Regions from separate parts of the Mus musculus genome. Here region 1 is linked to region 2. The links are chromatin loops, found by intact Hi-C in ENCODE. Cell type or tissue: heart. All regions are shown on one strand. Each heading gives the region's core, and the rest is flanking DNA. Links, peaks and the distances in the headings are about the cores only.

Region 1 (16,016 bases), core at 2,553-10,552, 580 kb after region 2:
ATTGATCTAAGCTCAACCCAGAGAATGCCACGTTCTGAAGGCTCATTGGGCAGAAACAGTGGCCATTCCAGCAGAAATTTACATGGACAGGTCACCCCAGTGAACCCCTGAAAAATCATGTTTTACACAAAGAAAGATGAGGGATCCTGACTCTACCAATGGAGTTGTTTGTTTGTTTAACTTTTCTAGCATCAGGAGTCTTCACTGGGTTACAGGGGAAAGAATTTTACCTCTTATACACTGAGTAGATTACTCACGGTTTCTTCCCACCCTGTAGGACATCCCTAGTAAACCCCGCCTGACACTGAAGAATGTGAGCTGGGGACAGTCTGTCCCCTCTGATTGCACTGGAGCTAATGACATGACACTAGGGGAGCCCTGGAGAGTTGAATCCTCGTTCTCTTTGCTGTCCTAGCCCATGCCTGAGATATCAAAGTGCCATCAATCAGTTCATTTTGAAAGAGGGGATCTCACTATGTGGCTCAAGCCAACTTCAAATCAATAATCCTCTCTCCTCAGCCTCCCAAGTGCCAGGATCGCAGGTGTGTGCCCCATACCCAAATCAAAATGCATTCTTCTGAATTCTAACCCCTCTATCCTGAGAGGTTTCGTTCCATTCTCGTTTAGATCAACTGGAAGGAAATCCTAAAGGGTCCAAGCAGCAGTCCTCAAGGTCTGTGAGGAGCAATGTTTGGAGCAGTGGCTGTTTGGGGAGGGTAAAAGAGAGAACTCAGAGGTGGGGCTGCCTCCTGCTTCACGGTCCTGGTGTTATTTTCCATACCATTTGTGCCCTGGCTACACCCATGTTAGGTATGGGGAAACTGGTACTTCAGCCCTATTTACCAAGTGCCAGGAGAGTCTAGCTTGCGTGTTGTTTTGCCTCTATTAGTATGCTCAGCTTGCACTGTAACTCCAAGAATGTTAAAGAGACATTTCAAAATGCATTGAATTAATACATTCCTTTGCAGTGATCCTATGTCCGCTAAATGTTCCAAAATGCGACACATGGAAAACGGAAAACAGACCTAAAGTGTGTGTTTGACTGACACTGTGAATTAGGGCATCCCTCAAAGTATAAACACACCCCCCCTCACTGAATACATATCCCTGCAAGGGTAATCCCTGGGGTAGGGGCCCTTCTAAAGAAGCTGAGGCTAGACCACCAGTTTCAGGACTGCTGCTATACCTCACTGTGCTGGGGCAGAGCTGGGTAATTTGGTCAGAAGAAGTCAGGTAGTTCTCCAAGGGGTTAGTCCTCTGAGCCTACTTGCCTAGAAAGACATTAGGGTTGTTACCTGTTGCTGAGAAAGGCTAGCATCACTCAGGGGCTAGGAAGAGAGAGCAATGGATGAGGGCTTGTATGTAATTCATTGCTAAATAAAGGCTAGCCTCCTCCTGCCATGCCACACATACACATATACACACGTACACACACAACTGCGCGCACACACACATATACACACATGTATACACACACACACACACAAGTACAGACATGTACACCGCCCCCAGGCCTGTTGCCTTGCCTGGACTCCTGGTGCACATCTAGGGCTGTGGTCTAGGGAGCACTGAACTCATTCACCCTCCCAGCAGTCGGGCCATGACGCGCGTGAGCCTCTGACTCATCTCGATGTCATCAGCCCTATTTCCAGGAGTGAGTAACTCAGGGAGGGAGGTGTGGTGGGGGGGGGGTGGAGGGGTTGAAGAGGCAATGTGGTCCAGGAAGAGCCCCATCCCTCCTCCTCCAAAACAGGAAATGCTCCACTTCTTAAGAAAAGATGCACCCTGACTCTGCTCTGAAGTGGGCGGCTACACATCGAGCTGGCAGTGTAGGGACAGCAGAATCCAAAGCTGCCAGGACTTGTCTCTTCACCCCACCCCCAGTATCCAGGGAGTGTGTTAGCCAGAAGAGGGGCCAGTGGACTCTGATCAGACTTAGTAACGATAACGCATGCTATCAAGTATTTGATTCCCACTTTGGCCTATAGGCTTCCCAGTGCTCCATCAACAGGAAATACAAGGCTGGGATCCGAAAGCAGAGCCCTTCTTTCCCAGTCCGGCCTCACTATGGGCTAGGAAGATTTCCTCTGACATGAAGTCCCTGCCAACTTTGGCTTCTTTTCCTCTCTGAGATTCCAAATTGGGCTCAACCTGGACCTGACCCTGTTTCTTCCGTCATACTTTGAAATCCCAAGAGTGAGTGATTGTGGATGGGCTTCAAGTTCAGGACAGACCTTTGAAATAGAGTCACTCTGCCCCCCCTCACCCCCTGGCCTCCCCACCCCCCATCCCCACACCCAGTCCTCTGGTTTTCCAGACAGGCTCCTATAACATCCAAGGCTGGCCTTGAGCTTTTAATTCTGCTGCTTTTAATCTAATACTGTGAAATTATAGGCAGCCACCACCACACCTAGCTTAGAGTCCTTTGGACACAGCACTGGACCAGAAGATCCTGAGTCAAATAAAGGTTAGTAATTCTGCCCATAGTCTGCAAGGTGCCCTAATGTCTTAGCGCCCCCAGCTTGAGGGGTTAAGGTCCCCTGTCAGCTGACAGGGGACCTGGTATCTTACTTATCTTTGCGTCTTAGATTTCCTCCTACCTGATTCCTCTCCAGAGAGGTCTTAGGAAACATCCTTAGTTTCCTGTGGGAAGAATCTCCAGGAGAAGACCATGCTTAGGAAAAGACCTTGCATCTTGTGCGCACTCTCTGTGTCCTGGGCTTGACACTGCCGCTTACACTAAAGAACTTTCTGGATGGATCATCACCTATGTTGCCTGTGATGCCGATGTCATCTTCCTCATGTTTCTGAGGGAACTGGGGCTATATCGTCTTGATACTTAAGTGAAGGAGCAAGATGGGAACCCAGGTCTGGTGGCTTTGTGGCCGTTGCCACTCTTCTATAGAAAGCCCTGTGATGACCTCATTCAGGATTCTAACTGCAGACACTAATGAAACAGAAAGACTTGGCAGGGGGTCATTGCCTTTATTCCTCCAGATTTACATATTGCGACCAAAGGCCCCAGGACCTTTGAATATGACAGTATTTAGAGAAAGGCCATTTATTTTGTATTTATGGTTTATTTATTTACTTATTTGGGTTTTGGGGGGGGTTGTTTTTTGTTTTTTTTGTTTTGAGACAGGGTTTCATGTAGCCCAGGCTAGACTAAAGCTCAATATATAAGTGAAGATGACCCTAAATATCTAACAACCTGAGTGCTGGGATTACAGGTATGTGCCTAGCTGAGAAAAGGCCTTTAAAGAGATAATTACCTACTCCAATGTGGCCAATATCCTTTTATTGTATTGTTGGTTTTCTAAACAAACTCTCACTGTGTAACCCTGACTGGCCTGGAACTCACTATATGTAGCTCAGGCTGGCTCAGACTTGTGGTATTTGACTTTTGCCTCCTCAGTGCTGGGATTACAGGAGTGAGCTACCACGCACGGCTTGTGATTTGGACACAAACAGAGGAACAACAAGGGAAAGACAAGGGGAAAGTTGGCTGGTTGTAATCTCGGAAGGCCTCCAGAATTTCAATAAAGTAAATTTCTGTTGTGTGAGTTTGCAGCCAGTCCCCCAGGCCCCAGGCCCCAGGCCCCAGCCCCTCCCCTCTGCACCCAAGATGGTTTTCTGGGAGACACTGCAACCCTCCCCAAACAGAAGCTCTCCTTTTAAAATCCCCTGTGTTCCCAGCCCTGCACACAGTAGGTGCTGATTGTTTGCTGACCAGAGGACTGGAACACTGAACGCACACACCTCTCCAACAGGCAGAGACAATTCAAATGTTGTTGATTTTTGCAACTGTCTTTCCTTCTGTTGAAACTTCCTGTTTCTGAGGAACGGAGATTTTTTTTTTTTTCACAGATCCCAGAGGGCGTCCAGTAAACCAAGAAGCTATTACTATTACCAAATTGTTCTGGTTTTGATGAGCTCAATGGGTGTGAATCAGAAGTGGGCAGACTACTGAGTTTCCCTTGAAATAGACCCCAATTAATCGTAGCAGGAGGAGCACAAATATGTTTGGGACTTTAGTGACTGGAAGAAGTGGGCAGTGATGGTCAAGGCCAGGTGGGGTGGCTTCACACTTCTGGAAGAACAGGGTCTGGGGACACCCCTGAAGAAGCCACCGTAACACCCGGGGCCTGTTTGAAGAAAAAAATCTCAAGGCTGAAAGTCCCTCCTGGAGTCTATGGCCTCCTGTGGTCTGGTTACTAGAAGAGGAGCCCAGTGATCTCCCCAGAGACGTGGAGGACTGGGACAAAGTGTGGCAGTCTCTTCACAGAAGCAGACGTCTCCCATTTGGGAAAAGGGACCTCTGGAATCAGATGGCATGCCTGAGAACCGAGGCTCGCCACGAATGAGTGACTTGGGCTTGCCTATTATTAAGGATGTCCCATGATACTAGCAATGACCACTCAGGAGCTGTGTCCAGACATCAAGCAGGGCATCCTCAGGTGTGACAGGAGGGTTTTCAGGTGGCCACAAACTGCAGTCACTCTGACTCTACTGCTGTTGACTGTGGGGTCTGCCAAGCTCTGCCCTCCATTAAGGTTCACCTTTTCCATTTATCGGGGCAGACACTGAGCTATCTCTGAGGAAGGATGAAGCTGGTGTGGCTAAGTCTATGAACCATCACCTACAGCAAGGACCAGTCTGCCAAGGTCATACTAGCCAGACCCAAATGCGAAGGATGTAGCCACACCTCCAGGGTCCCCTACTTTAGAATCTTGTGGACATTCCCTCTCCAAGAACATTTCTGTTTTCCTTGTGCATGTAAAAACATTTGTTTGTTTGTTTTCTCCTCAGCCCATGTGAGTGTGTGTGTGTGTGTGTGTGTGTGTGTATGCTCACTCATATACCACAGAGCACATGTGGAACTCAAGGATAACTTTTCTCTTTCCTAGGGATCAAACTCAGGTCAGCAGGCTTGGCAGCAGGTACCATTACAGGTCAGGCCATGTCACTAGCCTACAAGCATAAATCTAGCCATTGTTATTGTGTCTCAGGTGCCTGTCAGTTCCCTATGCCTCCTGAGCCCTTCTTCCAACCTTCCACTACATACTCTTCCTCCCCGACCCCCTCTCCTCCCCTCCTCTTCCCTTTCCTCCTCTTCTTCCTCCCCTCCAGCACCTTAAGAGCCCTTCCCCTACCTTCCTTCCCATGGGAGTCTTTCTTGGCCACTATCTCCTCCAATGGTGCCCCTCTGTTGTCTCTGTGTCTGCCATGCATTGAAATGCCTGTCCCAGGACCCTCTGCTCCTGCACACACCCACACATAGCAGTGGCCTCGCCTCTCCCCTTTGGGCCGTGAGCTCCCAGCCCTGGCAGTGATCTCTGTCTTCTGAAGCCTAGTCCTGGGCCTGAAGCATAATAACAACTCAATAAACGAGTGTCGAAACAATTAATGGCTTACTAAATAAATGACTGCGGCAGACACAAAGCCCATTCCTATAAATGAGTCACCGTGAGCCCCAGCCACTGGGCCCCGCCCTCACCCACTGACCCCAGCAAAACCCTCCCGTGATGATGTCATCATGACCCTTAGTTCTCAGAATCCTCCAGCCTCCTTCCTTCTCCTTCGTGCCTATCTACTTGCCATCCCCTCCCCCTCCTTCCCTTTCTCCTTCCTCCAGGGCACCATGTCTAAATAAGGCAAAACTCCTCCAGTGCTGGGGAGCTCTGGGGTTTTCATGCAGTCACCCAGGATATCGTGGGATGGGGTCAGGCCATGCTCTGCTGAGAAGCAGGACAAAGTTCCCCTGTAACATTGGCGGAGGGACAAGGAGACTTTGCTGCCCACCAGAGGGTGCCCTCAAGTTAACTGAGCAGGACACAGAGAGGATCTAACTCAGAAGGAGGCTTACAGACAAGGCAGGGGCTTGGAAGAGTGGATTGTGGGCTTGCTGGTAAGGGATTTGGCATTAAGACACCTGCACCTCGAAAGCATCCCTGGTTCTAGGATAGGCACACACACACACACACACACACACACACACACACACACACACACACCAGAAAATGGATTAGCACCACTTGTAGCAGCGCACAGCACACGCCTGTAATGATCCAGCTTGTGTTGACTAGACGGCTCAGCCTATGATGGCACTTACCACTAAGCTGGACCACCTGAATCTGAGCAAGAGACCCACATGGTAGAAGGAGAGATCCAGTTCCCACAAGTTGCCCCTCTGACCTTCATCTGTAGGTGTACCCCTATACAGAATGTAGAGAACATACACCTGTTTGCCCAGCATACACAGAGACAAATAGATACATGCAATTAAAAAAAAAAAAAAAAAAACCAAGTGTTTGGGAGCCTGAGGCAGGAGAATTGCTATGAGCTACATAGTGAATTGTTTTGGGTTTTTTTTAAAGCAGCTTATAAAGCTGGAAAAATATTAAAATATTAAAAATTCTGAATAAACCAAGAAAGATAGATCTATCCATAGATGTTTCTTGGCAGGTTCTTGAGGGGACCTCTAGCAGTGTGACCATCCCCACCTTCTCCATTCCTTTCCCAGTCTGTGTCCTCAAGCAGCAACAGTGAGTCCTGGAGAGTGGCAGTTGGGACATCATCTCCCTCCCCATCCCCCAGGTCTGCCACCAACCCTGGCACATAGTTGATGCCTCGTAGGCAGCACTGTGTAGTCGATTCTCCAAACTGGGACACCGCAAGAGGTGGGATGTTAGTAATCATTGGGTCAGGACAACAGTTGTCGTCTGGAACCATATTGGACAAACAAGTGACAGTCTGTTCTCTACCATATGCATAGATGTCTGTCTGTCTGAATGAGGTTCTGTCTGACACTCTGACTTCTATTATACAATGACTTGCTTCTTTGCCAAAACAGTCATCTGCGTTAAGTGATGCCCCCTTGTGTCTTGATGCTCATCTCTGCCTACTGCAGAGAGAGGCATCTCTCTACACAGAGAAAATTGGTAAGGCTAAAAACATCTCCAACCACGTGCCATGGTGGGAACTGCTGTATGTTTCATCAAAGTCAGAGTGTTCTAAGCCTACTGTGAAGCCCACAGTAGGGCCTGACAGGAGGCTGGCCAGGCTGGGTAGACTGGGACTAGTTAGTGTCTCTCTTCCCTCCTGGACTCTCATGTTTAGTTGGGCTCTCTCTGTTGGGCAGATGGAAGAGATGGACCCAGCTGGGTTGTAGTAGGCCTGAACAGAGCTGGAGCTCTAAGGAAGCTGTCTGGGCACTTCCTCAGCTAGTCTCCACCTATCCTACCATGGGACCAGTGCCTTGCCAGAGACAAGCCAGACAAACACAGCTCACTGCTGCCCTCTGGTGTCTGATTCTTCCGGCCCCGTTGCTCCTCTAGGGACAGCCACATGATGCTGTCTCTGAGCAGGGCCCATGAGCAGTCACCCAATGTGAGCATGAGAACGATAGTCTGTCAGTACTGATTCTGAGATAACAGACGTAAGATGGGACTATTCCAGGCTGGGTGAGCATATGGTTATCCCGTCTAGGCTTAGAACCATTTCGCGGTAGCCTCCAGAACCATCTCAGGGAACTGCCTGGTGAAGTCACCAAGTCACAACACATGTAAGTGCTTAGCAGGAGCATGAAAGAGTAAGAAGTCACTGGCTAATGTGGTCAGTGGTTGACTATTATCCTCTCTTAGGAGTTGCCGGCATCCTGGGAGCCCATTTCCAGCTGTTCGGATGGGATAAGCTGCACCCAGAGCTATCGATAAAGCAGGAGTGGGGGGATCTGGTCTTTGGGTGGACTGAGGTGGGTGCTTCTGGGGCTCAGTCATGTGGCATGAGCAGTAAACCCAGCAGTCTGGCCTGTGAGTGGTCCAGACACCTTCCCTCTGGAAATTTGGGGCCTTGCCAGGACAGGGGATAGACAGGGAAACTTCATTCTCACTGAGATAAGGGCATTTTTGTGTCCGCTTTTGTAGTGGTCCTCCTGTCCAGTAGCTGTGTCCCAGTGCTAACTGGGGTGATCTTTGCCCTGCTGAGTGGCCAGCAGGTGTGGGTGAGCCTCTGTCCCTGCCTTCCTCTTCACATTCTGCCCCCCATCTCCTCCTCATGGCCTCTAACCCCATCAACCTCAGGCCTCTGGTAGGACAGCCTCAGGGCCTTTGCTAAGCTGCTGGTCCCCCGGGGATCTCTGGTAGGGATCAGTGCAGGATGACCAGCGGCTGTGCCACTCATAAAAGCAAGTGGGGTTTGGTACAGGTACAGAGCCTTGAGCCCCACCCTCTGAAGCTGCCAATTACAGGGAAGGTGCCAGTGACTGAGGCCAGGGTAGAAGGACCAACTCAGACATCGAGCAGGAGATGAAGGTGCCTCAGGGACAGGACACAGAAAGAGGAAGGACAGAACTCATAGGGTCCCCATATGGGTCTCAAAAGGCAGAGACAGGAGTCAGGGACTGACAGAGATCATGGGCTTCCAGGGGCAAGGGTTCGGGGGCAGAGTCTGGGTGGCTGGGACAGTGTGTGTAAGTAAGTAGGTTTGATTCAGAGGCTTGTAAGGACTTTAGCAAAGGCAAGAGGAGGACGCACAGCTTTAGAAAGAATTCTTATGGTCTAGGAGAGAGGGCTCAGGCTGGGTGCCTTGTTTGAGGAAGAGGAGAAAGCTTCAAGTTGGTTTTGTATTCCTCAAACCTGTTTGCCCACATCTTTGGCATCTGTGCCCCATGAGGAAGCTGCAAGGAGCTGGGCCTGTCTGGGCCTGAGAGTGGCATTCTTATTGAGGCCATGTACTTCCTGCAGATGTTCCCTACTGAGGTCACAGGCCCCTCTCGAGGACCTTCTTCCTGGTCTTTGCTCACTAAAGCAGCCCAGAACCCCACACCATAGCAGGCGGCTTTGCTTTCTTCCTCCCACCTGCCCCTTCCTCAGTCTTCCTCATAAGACTTCCTGCCTACACACACTCACACTTGAGCCTTGCACAGCCAGCCACACACAGGCGCCTGCAGTCTTGAGTCTGAGAGCTTGGGTTTGAGCTCAACCTCTACCATTCACCTGCAATGTGGCTCTGGGCAGTTTGAACCCTTTGTGCCTCAGTTATCTCATCTGTGAATTGGGGATAATGGGATGTAATGACGCTTATCTCATGGACTTGTCATGAGGATCGAAGGAGCTGAGGCAAGTGCAAACAGCTCAGAGGGCTCTGTGGGTGGGAGGGGATCTACTAGTACTGTTTGTATCCCACACAGCACTTAGCCAGGAATAGAAACATGCATGGCTGGTATGAGCTGTTCCTCACTCATTCCAGAACCATCTATAGGGCTGCTGGGTGCTGGGCACTATTCTACACATGTGGCAATAGGAGTCAGCGCAATCCAAGATGCCTGCCCTCTTGAAGATGCCATTCTAGGGAAGGAACCCCCAACAACACCCATCTACCAGCACACATTCCCACCTCCCTCTGGAGCTGAAGACCCTCAGGCAGGAAGGTGTGGCAACTCCAGGCCTCTGGAGGTGCAACTCGTAAGCACCTCCCAATCATCCTGTGGCCCAAGAAGCCCTTGAGTCAGAAAACAAGGTCACTCTGATCCTGGCTAGGACACGCAGAGCATTGAGGCAAGAGAGTGCAATTATTAAGTATAATTGCCCATTTTACAGATGAGTAAATTGAGGTCCAGGAAGGTTTAACTGCTTTACCCTTGGTGGTACAGCTGGCCAGTAACAGGGTTATTCAGTCAACAAGTATTTATTGAGCTCCTACCTTGATTTTGTGCCACCTGCTGTTCTAGGCCCTAGGGATAGAGTCTCTGCCTTTTGTGGCAATTCTGTGAGTTGCAGGAGCCCAGAAACAAGCATGTTTTAGAGAGTGGTGTGTTTCTAGGCAGAAAATGATACTCTGGACCAGACAGTGGGTGGAAGAAGGAAGATAGCAAGGGAGACCCAGGAAGGTGGCATTTAGCTGAGTCACCATGCAGAGAACTCTAGCTACAAACTGCCCTACATGGTGACCCAGATTAAGGGTGACCGAATCATCCACCTAAAAAGCTAACAAGATTGGAGGCTGGGCCCCTCCTGAAGAGAAGAGATTTTTCTGAACCCTGTGCTGAGTAGCTGGTAAAAAGTACACTGGGACTCCTTTGCTTTGTTCTTTTAGTAGTCTCTCTAGTCTCTGTGTCTCTGTCTGTCCCTTCCTCCTCCCTCGCTGCCTCTGTGTATACGTGTATATGTGTGTCAGAGGGAACATTTATGTTAGTTAGTTATTAGTTCGTTCGTTAGTTAGTTAGTGACTTTCACTGACCTGAAATTTGTTAAGTAGGCCAGGCTACCTGGCCAGCAAACACCGGGGATTCCTCCTGTCTCTGCATCCCCATCTGTGGGTATAAAAGCGTTCACCACCATGTCTAGCTTTTTCCACATGGGTTTGAGGGAGCAGGGCTCAGACTCAAATCTCTGAGCTTGCAAGGCAAGCAGTTACTGACCAGGCTATCTTTTCAGCCCAAACTACTTTTTAAAGAGCAGTTTTAGGCCCCAAGAAACTGACTACAAAGTACTGATGGTCCCGAAATCTCCATTCCCCTGCATATGCATTGCATGTGTCACAGCCAGTGAAGTCACGTGGGAGTGTCATGGTCACCAAAGGCCTACACCTTAGGGCTCAACTTGACATCTGTTCTCTGAGTTTCGCTAAACTCTAAGGACAGTATTTTGTGTGGTCTGGAGAGTGGTATGCGAGAGCTGGGGTTGTGGAGTTCAGTGAATGAGTTTGTCAGGGTTATTGCAAAAGCAAGAGTAAGAAAACAGTGAGCAGCCAGTAGAGAGGAACGTCAGGACATCAGGTGGTGCTTACAACATGCAGTTGAAACCAGCTGAGGACTCTGAGACTGTAAGCTGGAATCCAATTGTTCCCTCCGTGAGTGAGCTTCCGACTTCCCATCCTCACGGCAGCTTTACGTAACCGAATAAACCGTAGCAAGAGCTAGGAGACAGCTTGTCTTCTAACTGTTCTCAGGGACGTGGTGCGTTTCTAATAATTTTCAAAAATTATAATTACAACATTTTACTCTTTCCCTTTCCTCCCTCCAACCCTTCCCCTGGACTGCCTTCCTATCTCTCAAGTTCATGACCTCTTTTTCAATTGTAAGTAAATATAAACATACACATATAGACATGTGTATATATACATATGTTTGTATATGCAGGTATATGTATATGCATGTATATTTGTATGTGTCTATGTGTAATTTCCTAAATATATAAATGCAACCTGCTCTGAATAATGTTCCTTGTGGATATGTTCCACCTCTCCTGAGCATCCTCTCCGTTAGCATACCTATTGATGTCATCATTGTTCAGGTCTTAAACATCCGTGTTGGGGAGACTTCATGGGCGCAGCTTCTGACATTTCTTTCTTATTTATTTATTTATTTATTTATTTATTTATTTATTGAGACAGGGTTTCTCTGTGTAGCCCCGGCTGACCTGGAACTCACTTTGTAGACCAGGCTGGCCTCGAACAGCTTCTGACATTTCTTATTGATTGATTGATTGATTGATTGATTGAGACAGGGTTTCTCCATTTATTTATTTATTTATTGAGTCAGGGTTTCTCTGTGTAGCCCGGCTGACCTGGAACTCCCTTTGTAGACCAGGCTGGCCTCGAACTCAGAAATCTGTCTGCCTCCGCCTCCCAAGTGCTGGGATTAAAGGCGTGCGCCACCACCGCCCGGCCTGACATTTCTAGGAGACACAATCTTATCGTAAACCTCCCGTTCCTCCAGCTCTTGCAACTTTTCTGCCCCCTCCTCTGCAGGGATCCCAGAGCTGTAGGTACAGAGCTTGTGTTGCAGATGCATCAGCTGGGACTGGGCTCCGCACAGTCTCTTGCTCTCTGCATTTTGATGTTTGTTGATTCTGTGATGGTCTTCATCCTGGATGAGGGCTAAGAGTTACACTCACCTATGGATATAAGGACAAATATTTAGAATGTAGTTAGGGACTTTGCTGGTTTGGTAAAATGTCAGTTGTAGGTTCTGCTGCAAGGTCCATGACTTCTCAATCTCCATGATTGGCTACTTATCTAGTGCCAGGAATGATCTCCCTCTTGTGAGCAGGCCATAAGCTCAGTTCGAGAGCTGTTGGTCACCACCAAGGTGTGTGTGCGTGTGTGTGTGTGTGTGTGTGTGTGTGTGCCTGCCATTGTTTGCTTCTTTAGGGTGATGATGCCACGCTGGTCATTGTTGTGGTTCATAGGTGTCATGGCTGGGTAAGGCTGATGATTGCGTCCTTCCTTTAGATGTAAAAGTAACTCTTGGGGGTTTCCTTGTGCCCTTTTTCCTCTCAAATAACTGCAGGGCATCTTCACACCTCCTCTAGCCTATTTTAGCTCCCGAATAAAAGACACAGAGACCTCATATTTTTATTAACAAGCTGCTAGCATTAAGCTGGACAGATCCTGATCATTCTAACCTGTCTAGGCTGCCAGTACCCAGCCCAATGCTCCATTACTTACCATCTGGTCTTGCCTTGGCTCTCTCTGATCCATGTGTGTCCTCAGGGCTGCTTTCTCATCTGGACCTAATGATGAATACCCCTGGTCGATCCATATGGTACCTTCACACCTTCTTCTCTTGGTCCTTTGTACTCTGGTTTCTTGGGACCCTCTCACTGGGATCAGAAGTTTCACCCTATTCTCCTCTGGCCAGCTAATTGGCTGTTCAGCTCTTTATTAACCAATCAGAGGTGATGGAAAACAATTTTCACATAACTTTAGGACTGGAGATGCTTGGCCATGCCATACTGTAACCAGATGTTTGGGCACAGAAATCAGTATCTGAACGCACTATAAAAAATTCTTGCATGTGCATTCTGGTACCATGAAAGCTAGTTGCCAGGGAAGAGGATTTTAGGTCAAACCAAACTCAGGTTCTCTGGATCCTGTGTCCAAAGTTCATGGCATCTTCAGCCATAGGGACTTAACATCCACTTCTGGGAGGCAACTATAGGGTAATGCAGTGGCCTGTAATGTTCTGGGAGTCTCCTGGACAACCCTAGCCAACAACTCCAACAGGGCCTTTGCATGCCTAGTGTTGGAGTTTTTGTTAGATAGTCTGTGGCTCTACAGGGAACCATTATTAGCACAGACAAGAACATTCCATTTGAACTATGTATGAATATTTATACACCAACATATATGTAACTTTAGGTATGTCACTAATTTATGATTCCTTATACATTTACCAGAATTCTTTCTCCTTCCTTTTTCTTCTCTCTCTCTCTCTGTATATATATACATATATATATATGTATACATGTATATATATATATATATATATATATATATTTCTGTGATTAACCACTCCCCAGGGAAGCATAATGTTTCTAAGACCCTCATCTGTTGCTGTTTTTCATTTTTCCTGCTACAGAGTTGGGGAGGGGATAGTCTGCTCTAGGATGGGGGTGGACTTGGAGGACACTTTGAGATAAAGATGTTTGATTCTAAAGCAGGGAGGCTAAGAGCCAGCTTCCTGATAAGCTCAAATAGCACATGATGATTTACCAACATAATGATTGTCACAGACACATACCCAGACTGATGGGATCTCAAGGTTGATTGATTCTCTGCCTTAGAAGTCCTCTAAGACCTGAGTGTCATTCCTTCTCCCAGCACTGGCACACACAGCCACTGATCTTTTCATTGTCTTCATGGTTTAAGAACCCAATGATGCATAGTCTTCTCCCACTGGCTTCTTCCATTTAGTAACTAACTAACTAACTAACTAACACACACACACACACACACACACACACATACACACACACACTTGCACACACACTCTCTCACACTTGCACAGACTCACATACTCATATTCACTCACATATGCACGCACACACTCACACTCTCGCACACTCATATGTTCACACTCACATACTCTCACATACTCATACACACTCACACACTCATGCATACACACACACAGACTCATGCACACACACACACACACACATACAAGCACTCACACACACACACACTCACAGGTATATCCATGCGTATCAGGCTCTCCTGTGTCTTTGACAACTTGATTACTTCTTCCCTTTTAGTGTTGAATAAATCCCGTTTTATGGATGTAAGGGCTACCTTTTGTTGTTGTGTATTTTGGTTTTCATCTAGTTTACCCTAGAGGGATGTCAGCTCTTTCATCTATGGGGTGGGGCACACACCCTACAGAGGATGAGGCTTTCCAGAGCTTCAAGGCTGCACTTCTCCTTGTGCCCAACAGGTGGCTACAGCCCTCTGTTCTGCACTGTAGTAGCTGGTGGGCCTGAAGTCAAGGGCATGGCTTATTAGGGGATTGTGCGAAACAAAAAAGAGATAAATGACTGCAGGTCCTAAAGGCTTCTTGTCTTTCTGCTCGTACAGGTGATTTCGGCTGCTGGAACACTTTTCTTGATTTGGGAAAGGGCAAGTCTCTGAATTATGTAGCCATATCCATTCTTCAAAGAAGTGTTCTGGGGCTTACTCTCCTTGGTATTGCCTCCTAGAAGACTGGAGACTTCTGGAAAACCTGGTCCTCACAATAGCCTCTGATTTCAAGTAGGTGCTTTCCTGTGCACATAGCTCTGAGTGTGGATGAGGGAGCTCATGTGCGCATAACTCCACCAGTAGAGAGAGGTTCGTGTAATGAGGGAGGATGGTGTAGCTAACAGCCTAAATGAGAAAGATTTATGGCGAATGAGACTGTTGTCTTTTGCCAGCAAGTCTGAACCATAGCAACAATGAAATGGGCAAATAAAATGTGGTATGTCCATTAGCAGAATATTATTCAGCCTTGAAGGAGAAAGAAATTCCGACACTTACTATGACATATATGAATGCCGAGGTCATTTGCTACATGAACTGACACACAAATAGCAGTACAACCCACAAATGTTTTGCGAATACACTTATGTGAGGGACCAAAACTTATGGAGACCACATGCTGATAAACTCATTGTAAGTTAGAATGTGTATTGGAAATGCATTAATCTAATGTACCCAACTGAACATCACCACTTGATCAACACCACTGGACAAGGCTGGTCCCTTCCTTTTGTGGTCTCTCGGGGCTGCTGATCAGCACCATAAGAGAGGACAAAACACACACTATTATTTCAGGGAAGGCTTAACACCCGTCAACACAGCTAATACTGTGTGCACATTATAAAGCTCATACGTCACAAGTGGAACTACTGTGAGGTCATGACTGTTTGTAAGGCAGAAGTTTCTGCCACCATGATCCTGTGCTGAAGCCCTCCAGGGATAGACATTCTAAAATGAGACACTGTGCCCTTCGATGCCCCTTTAGCAGTAGAAACAGTAATCCTAAAACAACAGACCAGTGGATTATAGGCATAGATTTTTTTTTCATATGGGTTCAATCTTCCCAGAAGTAGTGGGAAAGAAAGGTTATTAAGATATGGGGAAAGTGGACCTGTTTAGAAATAGTTCTTTGTAGTGATTCCAATCTTCAATGTATCAGTCCAGTCCACTTGGCAGACACCACACACAAACCAGCAGCTGCAGTTCAATCCAGCAGAAACGGAGAGGCTCCCTAACTGGCCCAAGTCCATGGAAGTGGCAGGAAGCCACTGGAACCTCACAAGAAGTTCTTTGGTAAGTTTCTCTCTATAGCGTCACCACAAGTGGAGCTCAGCAATGCAACATACGGCAAGCCAATAATACATGGTGCCGTCAGTGAAGAATAGCAAGGAATAGCAAGGTGCACCAAAGCAAACCAATGCTCAAGCTCCCACTGTCTGTGGGTTCATATTTATATTCCTTCTAAACATCACGTGTCCTTTTACATGTCTATTATAGCAAAACATTTTCACCTATGCCTGCTTTAGCAAAATATTCACAAGTCTGCTTTAGCAAGACATCCTTTCACCTGTGTGCCCCAGCAAAACATCATTTGACATAATTGACTTTGCAATGAAACCAGAAATTTCCACCTGAGAGGATCACAAGCTGGGGCAAGGGGAGGGACTAAAGCCTGCTGAGGGGTCTCTCAGGGTTCTGACAGCTTGTCACATTGCATG
Region 2 (16,016 bases), core at 2,797-10,796:
CATGTTGTGCTGACCCCCAACCTAAAATTATTTCATTGCTACTTCATGACTGTAATTTTACTACCATTAGGAATTATTATGTAAATATCTGTGTTTTCTGATGGTCTAAGGCAACCCTGTGAAAGTGTTTGACCCCCAAAGGGGTCACTACCACCCATAGGTTGAGAAGCACTGCTCCAGAGCCAGCAATCTCAGCAGGGGAGGAGCATCTAGAGAGACCCTGCCTCAACAAGGTGGAAGCAGAGAGTGACTCCCCAAAGTTGTCCTCCGTATGTATACCACATGCACGCCACAGCACATCATACATGCGCACACAAGTACAAAAAAAGGCCTCCCCTGTGCATAGAGTATTAAAATAACCATTAGAATGAAGGAGCCTGCATTTTGAGTAGAACGTGATGAAAATGGAATACATCTCCCAGCTTTTCCTGTCACGATTTTCTAGGAAGTCTTGATAATATGAGCATATAGGAAACACAGCAACCCTTTCTTTTCTAGATTGGCACCCTAAGGTCCAAGAACAATCACTTCAAAAATTAGTTATTGTTCCGTTCAATCCTCTAAGGTCGGTTACTAACATATGCTGTGTTCTCTGAGATTTAACATTTGTCCAACAGTGGAATTTGGACTTAATCCAGAAGCCATGGGAAATGTCATACTGACATCTTCTTTTAAAAAAACTGTTTCATGTGTCCCAGGCTGGTCCTGAATTTTCTGTATAAAAAGTTGGCCTTGAATTTCTGAGCCCTTTGCTTTTTTGCCTTTACCTCTGCAGGGCTGGAGTTATAGCTCGGTCTCCATGCCCAGTTTACTGGGATTCTAGACAAGTACTCTACAAAACGAACTGTATCTCCAGGCCTTGATGTCTATCTACTCTGAATGCAGGAAAGAAAGGCATGCCAGAGTGGAGGCTAAGTGTATTCTTTTATACTGTAAGCATGTTTGCGGCGGCGTCCAGGAGCCAATCTACAGATGAGCTGCTTTGTTCTGGACCTGAGGCTTCTCTGCCTGCACCATTCCTACTCTTCACTGGCTTACCTCCGGCCCTTATAGGAGATCTGCCTGTTTGGCTGTTTGCTTCATGGTCACTCTCTTAACCTCCCCAGATGAGACCCGTTAACTGCTTAGGAGTCCTGTTCTGTGCTGACATTAGGACCATGCTTGACTTAGGTGGGAGACTAGAAAGACTTTTGCCTCAGAAGTCATCGAGTCATGGTAGTGGCTGGCCCCATAGTGGCCTCATGTTCTGGGCCATAAAAATGACCCTTAACTTGTCCATTTACTTAAGGAGTATTCACTGAGCAACTGTTATATACCAGGTACTCTGTTAGGCCCTGAAATACAACAGTAACTAAAACAGAGAAAACCTCTATCCCCATCTGTCTTATACTCTGTTCTGAACATGAGCCTGTGCTCACTTCCTGAGGTCAACCTTTGTTACCAGGTCAGTAAGCCACTCCTTCTAGAACGTTGCCTCTTGAACTTCAGTGCTTTCAGATCATCGAGGGATCTTGTTAAAATGCAGATTGTGATTACAGAAGTCACCACGGAGCCTGAAATCTGCATTGCTAGATAGTTCTCAAATGCTGCTTCTGCTTCTGCTACTGCTTCTGGCACTGGCAGGAGGTAGAGGCAGGAAAATCAGTTTAGAGATCTCTCCTGGAAAGCATTCGGAAGAATTAGAGCCCCGTTTCAGTTCTCTCAGATTGAACTGGCACAATGTGCCAAGTCAAGTATCCAGGAGGAAGGCAGTAAGAACAGTATAAAAAGCAGCAGACATGGTGGTGTGCACTTGTAAACCCTATTCTGTGGAGTAGGAGACAGGGGGATGCCTAGGGCTTGTTGACCAGCCAATGGAGACCTCTGTACAACAACAAAAACAACAAAAGAAAACACCCCCCAGCAACAAAATAAAACAAAAACAAACAAACAAACAAAAACAAAAGCAACAACAACATCCTCCCTCCAAAATCAAAACAAAGCAAAACAAAACTAAGGCCTGTCAAACTGGAACTATGAGATGTCTCTGTAGGCAAAGGCATTTGTAATCCCACTACGCCTTGGCAGAGGCAGGAGAATCTCTGTGAGTTGAAGGCCAGTCTGGCCTCCATAGAAAACTCCAAGCCAACCAAATATACCTAGTGAGACCCTATCTCAATAAACCAACCAACCACCCACCATCCAACCAACCAACCAACCAACAAACCAACCAACCAATTAATCAATCAACAAATAAAGCTAACCAACCAACTAAACTAACAGAAACCAAAAGAGAAAAAAACAAAACAAAACAAACAAAAAGCCACCAAAACCCCCACACTTCCTACCCTCAAAAACCGTGAGCTCTGGGGAGTCTCTGGCTGGTGAAAGGCAGCTGGCTCTGTGCTGTTCTTTCCCACCGGATGCCTCTGTGGCAGCTGCCCTGCAGTCCAGCTTCCCACCCAGTGCAGGAATGCCTGTCTCTGACCAGTCTGCACCTTTTGCCTCCTCCAGCTGGGTTTCAGCCCATCGGCCCCCAGCCCCCCACACCCTTTCAGATGCTTGACTTTAGCACCTACACTTTTCTCCCGTCTGTCACCCACCAATCAGACCGAATGTTTTGACTTTCCCAAGCCTGCTCCTGTCAGGGTCTTTCCAGCAGAGTGTGAAATGTGTGGGCGGGAAGGGTGTTGTTAGCAGGGCCTCCATTAATCTTTCTGGTAGCAACTAAGCTTCCTGGTTTGGGTCTTCGGTCTTGGGCGTCTGTTAAGAGGCCTAGAGCCTTCTGGAATGTAGGTGTGCACCTTTCTCTTTGGTTATTGCTCAAGACTTCCTCATTTATTTCAAGTTAGCCACGTTCTCCGCTCCTCTGCTTTCCCAGAGGAAGCAGATCATCACGCAAAACGAATTCCATGGCCACACCTGCAACTCAGGGCCTACTAGTCAACCCAGAAGTCATGGATCCCACTTAGTACGGTTCAATTTTTCCCATACCTCAGACCCTCTAGGGCAATGGTTCTCAACTCCCATTGGGGGCCAAATATCAGATATCCTGTATATCAGATATTTACATTACAATTCTTAACAGTAGCAAAACTACAGTTGTGAAGTAGCAATGAAATATTTTTATGACTGGGGCTCACCACAACATTAGGCACTGTCTGAAAGGGTCCCACCATTATGAAGTTTGAGAACCTCTGCTCTAAGGGAATTTTGCCTAGCTTGAACTTGTGCAGATCTTGTGCTTGCTGTCATAGTCTCTGCAAGAAGGGGAAGTAGGCACCAAGTCCCACCTCCAACCAAAAAGCTCTTGGCAACTGTTAGCTTCTGGGAAACAGAACATCCATTTTCTTTCATAGAGTGGCACTGGGCATATCAACCACAGCCCAGGGCACACCTCCTGGCCTGGACAAACTGAACTCCATGGTTCTGTTTTGGGGCGGGGGAAGGCCAGTGATTAAAGCACCACAGAGAAGTCTACTGGCTGCTCTGAGGGGACAGTGAGGGAAGTGTGGGGTGAGATGGGGCATACAGGTCAGGAAATGCTTTCTAATGGTATTGCCTTGTAGTAGACCTCAGTGAAAAGGCATGGGGCCGAGTCATGATGGCAGGGTTGAATGATGGGGGCATATTAACTGCCAACCTAAGGATGCCTATTCCCTGGAGACTGAACCCAGGGCATAAGCCCAGCTTTCAGTCTTATTCTCCAAGGTGCTCTTTGCTCTAATACTAAATTGTTGAGATTTGATTTTGAAATTGCCTTGGTCTGCCTGGAGGCAACTGAGCAAGTACCATCACTTTTCGGAAAACTCAATCTTCTCCTGTGGGGTCTCCCTTCTACCAGTACCCATGTTCCCTGGTCTGAGGGATAGGTTAGGGAGCTAACACCACTGATCTTGTGGACAAGAACAACAGCTTTATTCCCCAACTTTGAGTCAGGCAGGGCGTATGTGTGACAGTGGACTGGATAGTGTGCTGTCAGGGACCTCCCAGCATAGAGAGGTCCAAATCCCATCACTAAGTGCGTGTCTGCCAACACGAGGCAGGTGCACCTAGGATGAGGTGTGGGTTCTCACTCCCGCCATCCACTCTCTGGGTGGAGATCCGGGTTAAACAGTGGTGTCCTCTCTTCCCTCCCCAACTCCAGCTTCCACAAAGGCTGTACTTGTTCTCCTTACCTAACTAACTGCACCTTTCCTTTCTGGCTGCCTTTGCTGCTCTGCACTTTATAAGGCATAGAGGGCTAAGTTCAGGTGGAAAGAAAAACTAAATCTGGAATTACATCTGTATCAGTAACATCTTAATCAAGTCACCAGCTGCCAGCACTGTGTTAGGTGTAAATAACAGGCAGATGTACCTAATGGGAGGAGAAAGTAATTGCCTCCTTCACACTCCATTCAAGCATTCAAGAGACATGGTATCTTTTTTGTGTTCCTGTGTTATATGTGTGTACATGTGAACTGGCACACATGAACATATGTGCATGTGTGGAGGACAGGCCAATGTTGCTTTCTCTCTACCCTATTTAATTTTTTTGGAGATAGGATCTTTACTGAACCTGGAACTCTCTGATTTAGCTAGACTAGCACTAAGTACATGCCTGCCATATTTGAAAATTTAAAATATGACCTCCAGATTTTGAAGATTTGGATTCAAGACCTAGACTTTCCACTAATAACTGGAACAGCCTTGGCCAAGTTAGTTATTCTTATCCTTGGATTCCTCACATGGAAATGGAAATACAGCATTGCTGAGAAGATCACTTAAGACAACAACAACAACAACAACAACAACAACAACAACAACAACAACAGGCCAGAGAGGATTGCTTAGCCACTATGAATATTTGTTGCTCTTGTATGGGAGTAGGGTTTGCTTTCCAGTACCCACATGGTGGCTCACAACTATCATAACACTCTGGTTCCAGATTTGAAGCATGATGCTAAACTTCTCAGGTACCAGGCACACAAGTGGTACACAAATATACAAGCAAGCAAAACACTCAGGCGTAAAAATAAATTATAATATAGGGAGAGTCATTATAAACACACAAATTAAGCAAAACAACAGCAAAAATAATAAAATCCTGATTATTAATTGGGAGATGAAGTTACCAGTGAGGTCCCTGGTGGTGGAGTTAGGACTTCTTGCACAGGCATAAAAATATTGCTGGGCAAATGGTAGATCAGAGTACAATATCCAGAGACTACCCCACCCGGGGATCCATCCCATAATCAGCCATCAAACCCAGACACTATTGCATATGCCAGAAAGATTTTGCTGAAGGGACCCTGGTATAGCTGTCTCGTATGAGGCTATGCCAGTGCCTGGCAAATACAGAAGTGGATGCTCATAGTCATCTATAAGATGGAACATAGGGCCCCCAATGGAGAAGCTAGAGAAAGCACCCAAGGAGCTGAAGGGGTCTGCAACCCTATAGGTGGAACAACACTATGAACTAACCAGTACCCCCAGAGCTCGTATCTCTAGCTGCATATGTATCAGAAGATGGCCTAGTCGGCCATCACTGGGAAGAGAGGCCCCTTGGTATTGCAAACTTTATATGCCCCAGTACAGGGTGGGTAGGGGAGCATATAGGGAACTTTCGGGCTAGCATTTGAAATGTATATAAAGAAAATATATAATAAAATTAAAAAAAAAAAAAGATAGATCAGTGTCTCTTGGGAAAGGCTACATGTTTTGGAGCCAGGCAGATCTGGGTATTGTGATATTTGGCAGTATTATCTTTTGTATGGAGGGGGGGTCCTTCCCATAATACCACAAAATTCACTACCAATAAATCACTGAGTCAGAGACTGCCCGAACTTCAGGGGAGGGCGTGGCTTCTGTCCACTTCCTGAGCCTTCTACCGGAACCCGCGCATGCCCCGGAAGTAGTCGTTGAGCTCTTTAGGCGGGTCTCGGTGAGAATCGGTGGACCATGCTGCTCTCCGCTGTCTCTTGTAAGTCGGTCTGAGGCGGCGGCAGGGCCTGCGGCGTGGAGCCGAGGCGGTGACCCGCAGGTCCCGAGGTGGAGCCCGGAGGGGTGGAGGACCTGGCGCGGCGGCTGCCACCCCGCGGCGCGCCTCCGGGTCTGGTGAGAAGGCGGCGGGAGCCCCGTCGCCCTCTGCAGGGGTGTCCGAAGAATGTCTACTGGCCGCTGTGGTATTACCCCGCTGCCTGGCTCCTGGCTGACATCCTGATTAGAGTTAGCATCTCAGGCGACTTTGCTGCAGTCTGTAAAGTTCAAACAAGAGCTGTGTTGCAGTACAAATATTTACACTATAGAAGGGTGGGGATAGAGCAGATATTACTTAGAACGATGTTAAGATGGCAGACAACTGTTGATTATACCAAGACAACAACAACAACAAAACATTCATAATTGTGTGGGCCAGACTCACACCAGGAAAAAGTTATTTTAGTGTAAAGTGGGGAATACTTTTAAAGTGTTTTTGGTTACAACTAATGTTGATAAGCACTTCGAATGAAAAAAATAACAACCTTATCTTTTTTCTTTCTTCCAACCTTTACACACACAAGTTGCCAAGAGCAAGTCAAAGTAAGTAAGGTTTTTGTTTTATTGGCCCAGTGTTTGGGTTTGATCTCCCAAGAGTTGATCTGGGGTTATTTATTTGGTTAATTATTTTGTTGATGTGAGCACCTTGGGGGAAAAGTCCTTTGATGGTGCTACCATTGACAGTTCGATCCTGGGTTGCAGATACATAAGCTGAGAATGCATCTGATATACCAAAACCACAGATCATGTCGCTTAGCAACCCTGCTTCCTCTTCCCTTTGTGGCTGGTAGGAAGCCGAGGTACCCGTTACTAACTGGGGAAGAGAGCACAGTGGGAAATGTGGCCTCTTGCAAAGCAGTGCATTTGCACTGGGTAAACTGAGGATGTAAGTTGAGGACTGTGCTGTCTCCCTTCTGTCCCAGGGAGTATTCACAGCCTTTGTGTAAAGGAACTTTGCTTCTGGTCTCACCTCAGAATCTATTAGTTCATTGCTTTGCTCCTAAAGCAAGCATCAGGCTGGTGATCTGTTTGGCTCTACCTAACCAGAGCCATTTGCCTGAGTCTTCTGCAGGAATCTACAGATGAGCTCTGATTTGATGGAAACCTAGAGCCTGTTTATAGAAGTCAGTCCAAGCACTAGAAAGATTGCAGAGCTAAGCGTTAGGCAGCTGGAACTGAGAGGCTAGACCTGTGCCTTGCCTATGGGCCAGTCCATCTGTTCCATAATTTCAGCCCTAGGAGGCACAGACTTAGTGTCTTGTAGGGCTCCTCACAGAGTAAGTACCCCATAGAGACTTGTTGAATCCGTGTGACTGAATGGATAATTATGTTAATTATATAACCCTCTCTCCCCTCCAGTACTGGGCATTGAACCTAGGCCCATGCTGGGCACAAGCTCTCTTCCTGAATTCTGTTCAGCCTCATATTTGTTTTTCTAAGTTTTCAGACTCAATGAGTTGCCCAGGTTGGCCTTGAACTTGTGAACTTCCTGCTCCAGCCTCCTAAGTGGTTAGGGTTATTGGCCTGTACCACCATACCTAGCATCATTGTCTTTCTTGTTCCATCAACAAATACTGTAGTCTTCAGGGGCATTGTTTGAGGAGTAATGTGGCCTTCTTGGCTTTATTTTGTTTTGAGACAGGATCTCAGTCTGTGGTCCAGGTTGATCCTCCTGTCTCAGCCTTCAGAGTGCTGAAATTATAGATGTGAGCCTCCATGCCCGATTGTGGTTTCAAGTGCTTCAGATGTGTAATGGCATGACGAATGGCTTATGTGGGGAGGCAAAGATGACACACACATACGAGAAAGTAACAGCACAGGTATTCAAAGGTCAGGGAGATAAATGATAAGTTTGCTGGTTTGGATGGCTAAATGAGATACAAAGGTGCCCAGGGCCTGTGCATCAGTGATGTAAAACTTGAGATCTATTTTGTCCCTTCTTGCTATCAGTCTTTTTGGAAGATTGGCTCTCCTTAGGCAGCCATCTTCAGGGTTGCCTTACTGTATGTAGCTGTGACTACTGTCACCCTATATATTCTCCCACCAGATGTCTGCTCCTCATGAGAGATGCCCTCAGAGGCTGATTCTCTGATTTGGCTTCCTCACTGCCGCTGTTTTGGCAAGGTTGTCACGGAGTCACTGTAGGTCAAGAGCCGTTGAAATAGTTTAATGGGAAATGTAGACTGTCATGGCATGGACCCCTCTTAGGGCCACTATGACTCCATAGCAAAGTGTGCTGTGTGTTCTTGGCGGCCTACCTAATGTGTTTTGAGCTTGTGACAGTGCATTTTTTTGATCTTAGAACTATCCTGGTGAAACTAGTGAGCCAAGCTGGGACAGGTTTCTCCTTCAACCACAAGAGAAGCCGACTCCGAGAGAAGCTGAGCCTTCTGCACTATGATCCAATAGGTAAGGCTCAGAGAAGTGACATCACGGCAGCTCATGTTCTCAGGACCTTCTGTCTCCTTTTCAAATGAATGTCTCTGGGGATTTTGTGGCCCCCTTGGAATCGTGCCATTCACTTAGGGATATGTGCTGAATGTTACTGTGGTGCTAGCTAGCTGCTATGCCAGGTGTGGGTACACCAGGACACAAGAGCTTTGAGAGGGAGGGAAGATGTGACATCGTGGTAAGTAAGTGCTATGAGCAAACCCATCGGGCCACGGGGAGATGGACTTGAGCTGGGATAGTCAGGCAGAGCCTCTAAGAAGGGTTAGTTCATGAAGGGAGGAATTCAGCTATCTGAAGAATAGGCAGTCATCTGCGAAGGGGAGGGCATGGCCTAACAGTGGCAAGTCACAGGGTTCAGGTATGAGTTAAACAAATAGAGAACATGTGTTGGTACATTTTCTATCATGATATCTACCAAAAATGCCATAATAAATGGTAACTTTAAGTTTGTCTAGGAGACAGACATACTTGGGCTGATGAGATGGCTCGGTGGATTAAGGCCAGTGAATCTGGTGACCTGAGTGCCATCATTGTGGCCTACATAGTAGGAGAGAATAATGGCCTGCAGGTTGTTCTCTGACCCACACACATGTGTCTCTCCCGCATACACGCACAATAAGTAAATACAGCAAACTAAACAGAGACAGGTTCCAGAGGCTAGGTGTCTCCTCACAAACCCAGCCAATGTTGGTGGAGATCCACCCTTCCCTAGAATTTATGGGCTTGGCAAAATAAGCTGCCGGGTGTTTTATTTTAGAGTTTGGGGCTTTAGTTTTTCTGCCCACTTTAGTTGCCTCCTAGTAAGATAAAGGCAGAATTATCATGAAGAGGCATTAAAAAATCTCAAGCCCAGTTGTCAGCTTAAAATTGTTCAAATTCCATTTTGTTATAGAAATAAAATTCCCTGCTGTTTTTATGATATCCATATTTCTGACCATTTATTACTGTAATAAAAAGGGAATTCTAGTCTTAGTCGTGAAGACCAGAACTCTAAATTTCAGGAAGATTCCTGTATGCTGGAGAAATTACTAGAATGAAGAGGTTTGATACTGGATTGGTGTTCTCATTCCTTCTGATTTCCTTGTATTAACTGGTTAAAAAAAGTGCAGAGAATTATACTAATTCTAATATAGTAATATTTTACTGCTATTTCATTCAGCTTCTTTAGAGTTGACTTTTAGGAAGCCACCAGCATTGGTAAGTGTTTGCTAGATGAGCTGTGATAGTTTAAATATGCTGGAATTTCATCCTTAGCTTTTGAGAAGTTAGGATTACAGTTGTCAGTTTCGTGACACTGGGAAAGAATGCACCATGAGCGTCTTAGATCACAAGTTCATATGTTGGCTTCCTGTACATAGCTAGGTTTTCTAATAAGAAATGTTGGTAGCAAATGACTTTTTTGAAGAAGAGAATGCCCTGTGGTAGGGGATACCTGCTTCCTTCTGTTCTGTGGGACGTCCCATAGACTTGCCGTGAAGATGAAGATGTTTACCTTGGGGCTGGCCTTGCTCAGGGTTCCAGAGAGTCTGGCCCATCCCCACCATTTTATTGCAGTGAGTAGCATTAGTTGGAGGATAATGTTAGTTCTTATGAAGCAAATCAGAGATGAAATACAGAAGGATTCCTAGTCAGTTGAGCGTTTCACAGACTGCTCTGAGGCAACAACCGGCTGCGTCTGCAAGTAGTCTCCATTTTCTCTGTGAGTGTTTGGCCTGCATGTCTGCATGTGCACCTGTGTTGCTTGTGTTGCTCCTGAGAAGCTATGGATGGTTGTGAACCACTGTGTGGCTGTGGGAAGCTGAGTCTGGGTCCCCTGAACAGGTACTCTTATTCCTTGAGGCACCTCTTCAGCCCCACCTCTATCTTTAGACTTGTTTTCCTCATAGAAAACTAGATGCCAAGGAGGAAGGATTAAAGGCTGGGGCATGAGAGTATTAAATCTTGTTTATCATAAAGAGAACGAAAACTTGTCAGTTTTAATTCTGTGGATCACTAAACAAGGCAATACAGACTTTAATTGGAACAGAATAGATTTAGGTTAGCTGTAGGGAAAGAACTTGACAGATTCATTCTTCTATGAATTAAACAGCAAATATTTTGACTGAAAATTACATTATGTTTAGTGTTGTGGATAGCAGTGTGTCATTTCAGCTCAGCTCACATGAGTGCTCACTTTATCTGGCAACTGCTTTGAGGGAATGGTTATCTTCACACCAGGAAAGAAACAGGAGAGGGGCTCAGGGCTGATGCATAGTGGAACCATACTCCTTCCTTCCCTCGGCTGGGTTTTGGACCCAGAAACATAAGCACCCTTTAATATTAATATTGAGCCGCATTCCTAACTCCTCGGAGTCAGTGTTACAACCCAGCTCTAGTACTTGGGGCCAATTTTATGTTCTTTTTTTTTTTTTTTTTTTTTTTTTGGTTTTCGAGACAGGGTTTCTCTGTGTAGCCCTGGCTGTCCTGGAACTTGCTTTGTAGACCAGGCTGGCCTTGCACTCAGAAATCCGCCTGCCTCTGCCTCCTGAGTGCTGGGATTAAAGTTGTGCACCACCACGCTGGCCAATTTTATGTTCTTGATTCTAGCTTTTTGTTCTTAATACATTTTAAATTGAATTCACCTTCCCTCCACCCTCCAGCTTGTCTCAGCCACTCTCCATTGAACCCCTCTGATGTCCTCTCCAAGCTGATAGCCTCTTTTCTTTGATTATTGTCATGTGTGTGGGTATATATTTGCACATCAGGGCTGACTGCCCTGCATTGGACAGTCAATAAGGGACTTATCCCTGGGAGAGGCTAGCTCTCCCAGCAGTCATTATCTGTGTGTAGCTCTTTGTCTAGAGTGAGAAAATCTTCATGAGATTTCCCCCTTCCGTGTTAGCATGTCCACTGATACTTCTGTTATTTGGTCTTGTTTCTAGGACAGACTTTTCATCAGACTTCTTGGTATTCTGGCTCTTACAATCATTCTGTCCCCTCTTCCTTGATGTTCCTTGAACCACGGATGTAGGAGCTGTGTTGTAGCTGTATCGGTTGGGACTGGGCTCCCATGATCTGTTGATGTCTGTATTGTGTCCAGTTGTGGTTTTCTGTGATGGTCTCCATTTGCTGTAAGTGCAGCGTCTTTGATGAGGAATGGTAGCTACACTTGTCCAGGAAAGTGGCTTGAATACCTTCCTAATGCTTGTTTAAAACTAGAACCTTGGCTGCGATAGGGCTCAGTGGTTGAGTATTTGGTTTTGTTTTTTTATTTTGTTTGTTTGGTTTTTTTTGGGGGGGGGCAGTGTTCAAGACAGGGTTTCTCTGTGTAGCCCTGGCTGTCCTGGAACTCACTCTGTAGACCAGGCTGGCCTTGAACTCAGAGATCCACCTGCCTCTGCCTCCCAAGTGCTGGAAGACTTTGTTTTATTTGTACAAAGTTCTAAGTCAATCCCTAGAACTTCCAACCCGCCCTGCCCCACTCCCCAGACAAACAAACCAGATAAAAACCCTAAGAAAGAACAGTCTGGATTCTCTCCTCTAGTCAGCATTCGGAGCTCCACTGTCTGCCTCTTAGCTATTCGTATGCACTTTGTTTTTTAGTACTGGGATCAAACCTGGTGCTTGGCACACAGTGGGCAGGTGCTGTCTGCCCACCGCTGCAGCCCGAGCTCTGCTTCAGTTTCAGTAAATCTCAATGTTGTTGTTCTTGAGGGACCACGCTTTGACTTCTCCATGAAGTCTGACTTTTTTCTCTTTTCTTTTTATTTTGCCTCAGGTCTCACTGTGTGTTCTTGGCTTGCTTGGGACTCACAGAGACCCACCTGCCTTGGTCTCCCATGCCCAGCCAGTTTCTGTTTTTATTGGGGTGTGTGTGAGGGGGCTTGGGGTCAGAGTGTTACCATGTGGCCATGAACTTGAAATCCTCCTGCTTCTGCCTTCTGAGTGCTAGGATTACAAACATTTGCCACCACATTTGGCCTGATTTCTAGGTTCGTAAGAGCTTTATTGGATTTTCTCATGCTCATCTTATGACTCACTGGTGTATGAAATCATGGTTTCCTTGTAAATTCTGCAGTGCCTGTCACAACTCGGTATACTAAATTCTTAATTAAAGGGATTAATGCAGAGGATACAAGTATTTTAATACATAAAGTCTTGTTCTGTTTGTTGTTTTGTTTTGGGATAGGGTCTCTCTCTGTATCACGATCTAGCCTGGAACTTGAGATGTAGACCAGTCTGGCCTCGCACACACCGAGGTCTGCTTTCCTCTGCCTCCCAAGCACTGGGATTGAAGGTGTGTGCAGGCTGACCAGCTTAAAAGCCTTGCTCTAATAACCAGAGATTCTGGACGTGGTCATTAAATTACTCCTGATTGCCTCTTAATGAATGAAAACATTCTCTCATGTCTTACATGATTCCAAGTATGTGAAAAACACCCCTTATATAATATATTTTATTAATTTAGTGGTATATTTCTCTGGAGTGGTTAATGGTTCTTAAATTCTCATGAATTCCACCTAGTGAATTTTTAAGAAATTGTTGAATTCCTGCTGCTGAACTGGAAGTAGGATGGAGGTGAGAAATGCAGAGTATTTAATGTTTTTTTCTTTCATTATTTATTAGTAAGGGTGAATTGGCTGTGTCTGTGTAACACAAGTGTGCCTGGTGCTTGCAGAGGATGTCAGATTCCCTGGAACTTGAGTTGTAGGTGCTGTGAACCAAACCTGGGTCTTTTTGAAAGGCAACCAGTGCTCTTAACTAGCCATCTTTTCAGCCCACAGCAGTATATTTTAAATAAGCTTCTTAGCTAATTCTTTTTTTTTTTTAAACACTATATATTTTTTTAAAGATTTATTTATTTATTATATGTAAGTACATTGTAGCTGTCTTCAGACACTCCAGAAGAGGGAGTCAGATCTCGTTAGGGATGGTTGTGAGCCACCATGTGGTTGCTGGGATTTGAACTCTGGACCTTCAGAAGAGCAGTCGGGTGCTCTAACCCACTGAGCCATCTCACCAGCCCTAGCTAATTAATTCTTAATCATGGCTTGGAAATTTAATGTGGGGTGTATCCATTTTCATTGTAGAAGAGAACACAAAGCTGAAGTGTGTTCAGTCAGGAGCTATGAGGTCACACAGTCCTTTGGCCTCCCAGCTTTCCTTTGGGTGTCTTGTTTTTGTGGCAAGGAAGAATCTGGTCATGTAGAGAGAGAAAGAGAGAGAGAGAGAGAGAGAGAGAGAGAGTGTGTGTGTGTGCGTGCGTGTGTGTGTGTGTGTGTGCGTGTGTGCGTGTGTGTCTGTCTGTCTCTTGGCTGGAGGCTGATGGCAGATAATAGGGCACTCAGGGATCTATGCAAGTCTCCTTTCGAAGCTGCCTGCTCTACTTTGTTGCCAAGGCAGTAGCTTTTTCAGTAAATCTGCAATACTGAAGTTTTCCTATGCTACCTCATTGTCAATCTGCACCATTCCTGTTTGGGTGTGAGGCCATCTCTAGACAGTGGAGGTTCTGTGGTTTGCTTCCCTTCTGACTGCCCAGTGCCCAGCTGGTTCTTGTGCACCCATTATGAGATTGGATCCAAGTCAATGTTTGCCATGTTTGCCTCAGTAGCTCACACTGATAGAAGTAATGACTTCGTAGCATGTCAAGGATATTGCTGATTGGCTGGTGACCCCTCCCTTGGCTTCTTACCCATTTCTTTTTGTCTTCTCTGGCCTGTGAGATGGAGAGGCTGGGTTTGCAAATCCGCTTATCCTCACGTCAAACGGAAAAAATGACAGAAGAGGATAGAGGGCTCAGGGTATATTTTAATAAAAATGATGATGGTTCCTATTTTTCTCCTACAATCCCTTTTTCTTGCTTCACAGTGAACAAAAAAGTTCTCTTTGTGGAACAGAAAAAAATCCGTTCCCTCTGAGTAGTGGATTGAAAATGAATTTGATTCCTAAATGAGAAGCTCGAGGGTGAGGCACCGTTTCGAACTCTGCAGTGTGCAATGAAGACGAGGAAGTTCCAGCATGGCCTCGGGGGATGTTGGCTAAGGGACAGAGCCGAAAGAGTCCTTCACAGAGACCACATATTTATCTCCCTGGATGCTTTATAGGCCTTAATAAAAAAATATCAAAATAGTCTATACTCTTGTCTCTTAGAGGTATTCTGTCATATGAAGTGTAAAAAACCAATCACCTAACCAAGTTGTTTTACATAAGGAAAGCCATTTCCACTGCGAGGCTTGAGCAAGAGTTCCTCGGCTGCTCCTTGTGCCTCCATAGGACAGTGCTCTAGACAGTGCTGAAGAATCTGCTTTCGTGGTGACAGGCTAGCAGGCAGCAGGAAAGAAAGAAAACATCTGCTTTGGTTTGTGTATATGTGTGTCCTTGGGAACAGTGGTCCATATATATATATATATTTTTTTTAATATTTATTATATATAAATACACTGTCTCTGTCTTCAGACATACCAGAAGAGGGCATCAGATCTCATTACAGATGGTCATGAGCCACCATGTGGTTTTTGGGACTTGAACTCAGGACCTCTGGAAGAGCAGTCAGTGCTCTTAACCACGGAGCCATCTCTCCAGCCCTGGTCCATATTCTTAAACAGCTCACCAGAGCCTTAAGTTCCATATCTTATGGAGATAGACAAGCTCTCATTGGGTAGTTAGGCTGGAATGGACCTTGCTGTGCAGCCCAAACTGGTCACAAGCTCTTAGGACACAGAGGACCTGACGGTCCTTTCCTATCTTTTATGAGAGGAGCTGTAGTGTATTGCACTACATTGGGGGCATGGTGGTATTCCAAAGCTAATTCTGATAGCCCTCCTGTTCATTTATGACTGCTGGCTCCCCTTATCACCTTTCTCAGGCTGTTCCCCACGAGTTTTCAAAATTCCTCAGATTCCTCCATTTTTTTTTTCTCAGATTTTTGGCTAAAATGATGAGCTTTTTTAGAATTGCTAGTCCGTATCCTACTTCCTTTAAAATACCTGAGAAAATATCGTGTCACCCCCCAGCCACATAGAACCAGTGCTGTCCCAAAATAGCCCCTTCCCAAGATCCAGTCTGTGATTTTGGAGGAAACCAACTCAATAGGAAACAGAATTAGATGTAAACAGGACAGCTTGCTGGCATTGGTTCTGGTCTACTGTGTGAGTACCAGGAATTGAATCAGGTCAGGTGGCCAGTGCCTCACCCCTGAGCCATCTTGTTTTACGTTTCCTTTTCTTTAGAGGCAGACTTGCATGTACTGTAGGGTGCCTTAAATGTGCTATGTAGCTGAGGATGACCTTCAACTTCTGACTCTCCTGCCTCTGCCTCCTGAGTGCTGGGATTACAGGCATGGGCTGGGATCAAGCTTGGGGTTTCACTCATACTAGGCAATCACTCTACCAATTGAACTACATCTCCAGTCCCCAAAACAAGTTAGACAACACAGGCTAAGGGGGAGTGTTGGCTCCTTAGAATGTGCTTGGGAGAGCTGAATGCTAGCCCCCCCCCTTTTTTTTCTACTTTTTGTTTTTGTTTTTGTTTTTTTTTTTTTGGAGACAGGGTTTCTCTGTATCACCCTGGCTGTCCTGGAACTCACTCTG

The links. Peaks named below come from ENCODE experiments on the same cell type or tissue, not always from the same donor. Only the 100,000 strongest peaks of a DNase experiment are listed, where the experiment ranks them.
Region 1: it touches region 2 in a loop (2.8-fold over the local background); 4 of 42 quality-filtered maps call a loop at or near these places.

Annotation. Positions count from the first base shown.
Region 1 is chr5:32,190,616-32,206,631 of GRCm38, forward strand. No RefSeq gene overlaps it. Among named protein-coding and RNA genes, the nearest start is that of Gm36732, 14 kb to the left of the region's middle. In heart, for the core only: a CTCF peak has its summit at 7,308 (motif pointing left); DNase peaks (open chromatin) are centred at 5,626 and 7,296; H3K27ac peaks cover 1,054 bases.
Region 2 is chr5:31,608,082-31,624,097 of GRCm38, forward strand. It overlaps Mrpl33 (mitochondrial ribosomal protein L33), which reads left to right and starts at 5,870. Exons shown (of 4, transcript NM_025796.3): 1 at 5,870-5,941; 2 at 6,522-6,540; 3 at 8,300-8,406; 4 at 14,296-14,563. The coding sequence starts at 5,920. The coding sequence ends at 14,345. The region is part of intron 2 of Gm38424 (a long non-coding RNA gene); the gene reads left to right. In heart, for the core only: a CTCF peak has its summit at 6,100 (motif pointing left); a DNase peak (open chromatin) is centred at 5,960; H3K4me3 peaks cover 1,466 bases; H3K27ac peaks cover 1,676 bases.